Linked DNA regions of Homo sapiens: region 1 is linked to region 2. Evidence: read pairs that join two places in POLR2A ChIA-PET (ENCODE). Cell type or tissue: OCI-LY7. All regions are shown on one strand. Region 1 overlaps SGCD (sarcoglycan delta). Region 2 has its middle 30 kb from the start of PPP1R2B.

Region 1 (2,500 bases), 120 kb after region 2:
CATGTGATCCAAGTCACGTGACTGGGACTTATGACCAGAATTTTTATTGGAATTGTTGAGATTATTTCTCTTTCTTTCAGAGATGAATGAAATGATAGGATAGAAGCCTGGCGGATATCTGGACAGAACTATGCAAGAGCCTTCCTGAGAATGGAAGCCACAGGAGGGAAAACGGAACTTGGGAAAGGAAAGAGTAAAGTGGAATTTCAATGACATCATTTAAATGCCTGGATCCAAAAGTGTCTGGACATTCAATATCAAAATATTTGCTTCTCACATCATATTTCAGTGATGTGAGCCAAATGTTACCTTCCACCACCCTTTTAAGAGTCCACTTGATTTCAGTGTTCCTTCACTTGCAACCAGAGTTCTCACTGATAAGTGTCTATATGGTGGTTCATTCCTCCCTCAGTGGTATATGACAATGAAACAAGAAGGTATGGCAGGTTAAAAGTCATAGGGTACCACAACATTACACACTGAGCCACAAAAGCAGCTCAAAGCCATGGTTTGTGGGGCTCCACCTCTTGCTCTCTGGAAGGCATTAATACATGGTGGGAGAAAATTATAAGATCTATATTGTCACAGAACTTTTCACATAATTATATTGTTATTTTATATTCATTTGCTCCTGGGCTTCATCAAATGGAGAATTTCTTATCTCTGTATCCTCAAGGTTCAACACACTACCTGGCACAAGCTAGGTACATAATAAATGTTCAAGTAAAAGAATAAATGATTCATTTCTTAGTAAAAGCGTTGCCTAGCATGGTATAAAATTGTAACTAAGGATAAATCCCTTTATTTCAATCAGTTTTCACATCATGAGCCATTGATCTTTTAAATGCATGTTAAAAGTAATGCTATTCAAAAAGCTTTCCAAATGCCAGTGTTGAATGACTTAGATAAACGTGTGGTAGGAAGGAAATTCCAGGCAGAGGGATAGCTTAAGTAAAAAAGAAAAAAAAAAAAAGAAATAAATAAAAGAAAAGTATGGGCAAACTCTGAGGCATATGTTTCATGTTCCAGAAGCACCCACTATAGATTCTAAATCTGTTTTATTTTCTCTTGTTTTAACGGTATTTAAAAGTATGTTTTTCATAGTTAGCAATAACTGTGAAGAATCTAAGATTTCATCCTCCTTGCAAGCTAACAAGGTAGCCTGACACAGTTTCATGGATGCTAGCAGGAGACATGAGACTTCCAGGTCAGAAACAAGGGACTTTATTACTGGCGGCATAGCAAGCATTGCAAGCAACATCATGTCAGAGTCAATTTCCCTTGCCCCAATCCCATGGGTGGGGGTAAACACAAATGTGCCCAGATGGATGCCTAAAAATGCAGTGGCTTATATTATAGGAGCAGAACCCAGAGCTTAGGGAGACCAAATCTTTTTTAATGGGCAGTAACTTTACTGGCTTTTGCTCTGGAGGGAGATAGTAATTTTCATTACACTGGGCAATAAGCATGGCTGCACTTTGCTCTGGAGGGAAACACTATATATTTTAAAGCTGTTCACCATTTCAACATCATTGAGAAGATAGTTTAAAACAAAGGACAGCTAATGCCTCACTCAAAAGACATGCAGAAATACAAGAGGCCCATGAGAATTGTCTCCCACTCATAGTAAGAAGGGTAACAAAAAATATAAATTAAAATATTAAAGTCTCATTTTATTAAAACTTGGATATTTAATTTCCCCTCAAATATAACTATTGCCACATAAGAAAAAGAAGCTGTATAAAGCCATTTGACTTGGCAGCTTCCTGATGAATAAAAAGCAAAAATCATACTGCTTTTTATTGAGATTCATTTTCCAAAGAAAGTTAGATTCTTTTGGTTTTGGTTTTATTAGGATGAGTTTCAGTACGCTTCCCCGCCCTGAGTATGTTTGAGGATGGCTTGGGAGGAAAAGTATCCACATTTTGGCTGTACCATTAACTTGATGCCCAGGTAGAATTTATAATAAAAGGGTAAAAGAGTTCATAAAGAGAAGAATATTAAACTGAGCAATAAGGACTTGTTAAGGAAGACTAGAAATGTAGGCCTCCATGTTTAGGAGTAGAAAATTAACCCCAAGCAGAGGGCACAGTGGCATGAATGAAGCAAATTTTAGTCACCCAGCCCTTAAACACTGTTGTAAACAATAGTTAAAGTACTAAGTCAACATTTTATTATCAATTGCATCCTGTAATACCAGCATAAATGCATATAGACCCAGAGAAGGATGAGGCAATTTCAACTGATTGATAAGAACTTTACCTGCATAAGCCTCATTCTTACATACAAGGCAAACAGGGGAGCAACATCATTTAAGTCTGTGAGATTCAAATCACAGAAGCAACCCTAATATAATCTGACAATATAAGACTGAGTTGGTTCTATGGATTTTCTGAGTCTACCTATCTGATTTTTTGTGTGTTATATCTTCTCATAAAAGCATTAAGAATTGAGGATTGAATCTATTTAATGTCCTCAAGAAAAACCATAGTCAATTCAT
Region 2 (2,500 bases):
ACAAAAATGTATAATCTACTGCTAATAGAGTGGGGAAACCCAGCAAGGCCTGTTTGTCTAGATTCTTGTCTATCAGATTCTGTCTGTGCAGCATTCCGTCCTTCTGGGTACGGGGTGGAACCCCCTGTGGAATGGGGTTATATGACCTACAGTCAAACAAGGTAGGCCAGATCATGTCTTTACGGCCAGTTTTTGCACAGAAAGGCAGAGGAAAAATAGAGTGATATTTTTAGGCTTTATGGTTGTCTTCAGGGAATAAAAGAGGGTTCTGGTTTCTATGACCAGCCTTGGGAAGAGGGATTCTAGTGCCTATGGCTAGCCTCAGGGGAGAATGGGACTGAGAGACAGAAGAGCAGAAGAAGGTCAGAAGAAAACCTTTTACTTCTGGGGCCTTCATTTTGAAGTGTTGTTTTCTGAGCCCTAACAGTTAACTTCTCTTCGAACATTTTCTAGATTTTTAGAGAAGGAAATGTTACTGAGTGCTGGGCATTTTAACCTAAGGAACAGACTTTTGGGGTGTAGCCATTAGCTTATGCATCCCTAGTATAGAGACAGGTACGACTGGAGGGTTTGTTTAATTTTACGCAGTCATCCAAAGCTTGCTGAGTGTGTGTGAATATTTTGCACAGTTTGTTTTTCACCTCTGGCTTTACAACAGGTCAACATTCTTCCACCTGCCTCTGGTCCTTGTGCTCCCAACTGACATGTCTAAGCCACAATCACCTCACTGCATTAGTGCAATCAATGTCTACTCTTCCCTTCTCTACTCTTGCACTTCTGTATCCACCCCCAACAGGACTCCCCACTGTGCTCCTGCCTCTGATCTCCATTCTGGTCCTTGAGCACTGCAGTTTTTCCCAGCCTCAGCGCCTTTCCACTGACTGTTCCCTCTCCTAGCTCTTCACCAGGTGGCTTCTTTCATTCTTCAGTTCTCAGCTCACATCTTCAGAGAGGCCCCTGTCTTACTCACGTTCCCCTCGGAGCACCCTGAGACAAGCAAGCAGATGGCAGCAGGTGGCTTGGGAGGCACAGAAGGCAGTAGCAGGGGAAATCAGTGGCAAGAGGCACCAGCCACCACCGCAGGCCACCAAGCTTCATCCTGTGGGAAGCTCTGGGAAAGGCATAAAATGCTGCCTCTGGGTTACCCCTATGAGTGCTGAGGGACTTGAACATTTACATACCCCCTCCACTGGTACTGGATCCTTGGGGAGGGAGAGAGCACTTCTGATTGCTCCTCGTTATGCAGAAAGAGCAGTGGGAATATGCAAATACGGGCAGTTAGAAACAGTCCTGAAGAGTAGTTTTCAAACTTTAGTGTGCTCACAAACCCTGGGGATCTTGTTAAAATGCAGATTGGTTAAAGAGTTCTGTTAGGAGGCCTGAGATGCTGCGGCTCTTAGAAGCTCCCAGATGATGCCCTTGCTGATGTTCTGAGGATCACATTGTGAGGAGCAAGCAGCTGCCGTGCATGGCCAAGGGACGTCAGAGGGACAAGGAGGCCCCAGTGGTGTCTGCTCTGCCTTCCTCCATGCCCATCCTCAAGTAGGAATCTCCAGACCCCCAAATTTGTTTCTTTTGCATCACAAGTCACTGTCTGAAATGACTGTCTTTGTGGTTTGGGTGTCTTGTTTAGTGCTGGGCTTCTTTATTAGAACGTAAGTTTCATAAGGGCATCATCTTATTGTGAGTCATTTTCCCAGGGACTAGCACAGTGCCTGGTGCACAGAAGACTGCTCAGTAAATATTTGTTGGATGATTTGCTTTTCACAGATGATATTCTCATAAAGACACTTATATATGAAGTATATATTTACATATAAGAAATGTTAGGGGCTCCTCCCCTGAGAAATGTTCTATGATTAACACAAATGATGTGGCAAATACCAAATGCCACATTTAGTTATTCTTTCTGAAGGTTTTTATGTTCTCTCTTAAGGCTATAATAAAATGTCAGTATTTAAGTTGCTCATGGTGCTCCATTACCTGTTGCAAATGTGAGTATAATTATGCTTTCTTTCTCACATCAGCAGTTTCCCAGCCATAGGGGCTCTTATCCTTCAAACCCTGCCACTTGTCTAGTTGGCTTCCAGGCGTTTTTCTTGCTGCAAGGTGGTAGTGTGTGGAGGGATCTGACATATAACGGGACATGCCTTGACAGCAGTTTCTTCTTTCCACCTAGTCCCTGCCAGGCAGATGGATGGGTGGCCATAGGAAATACACCTCCCTCTGTTCATCTCTTCTTCATTTTAGTGCCAGCAAAGCTGTGGTTCCCAGCGTAGTACTCAATGATCACTCACTGCCTCTCTTCCTCTGTTATTAAGTGTTCATTGGGAGCCTAGTATGTCCAGGCACTCTTACTCCTGCTTTGGCTACAGGAGTGAACAAGGCAGACAAGAATCCTTGCCCTGATAGAGCTCAGTTTGTATTAGAGGGATACAGGTGATGATCCAGATAAGGAAGTAAGGTATAGAATACCAGATTAGTGGTCAATGCTATGGAG

What was found. ChIA-PET counts read pairs that join two places held together with the same protein. Peaks named below come from ENCODE experiments on the same cell type or tissue, not always from the same donor. Only the 100,000 strongest peaks of a DNase experiment are listed, where the experiment ranks them.
Region 1: POLR2A ChIA-PET joins it to region 2 with 9 read pairs; 2 of 35 experiments call an interaction of 5 or more read pairs at or near these places.

The regions. Positions count from the first base shown.
Region 1 is chr5:156,701,856-156,704,355 of GRCh38, reverse strand. All of the region lies in intron 7 of SGCD (sarcoglycan delta), which reads right to left. It overlaps LOC105377673 (a long non-coding RNA gene), which reads left to right. Exons shown (of 5, transcript XR_007059015.1): 5 at 81-158. Among named protein-coding and RNA genes, the nearest start is that of PPP1R2B, 150 kb to the left of the region's middle. In OCI-LY7, no CTCF peak of the experiment used is centred here; no DNase peak of the experiment used is centred here.
Region 2 is chr5:156,818,875-156,821,374 of GRCh38, reverse strand. No RefSeq gene overlaps it. Among named protein-coding and RNA genes, the nearest start is that of PPP1R2B, 30 kb to the left of the region's middle. In OCI-LY7, no CTCF peak of the experiment used is centred here; a DNase peak (open chromatin) is centred at 994; H3K27ac peaks cover 1,482 bases.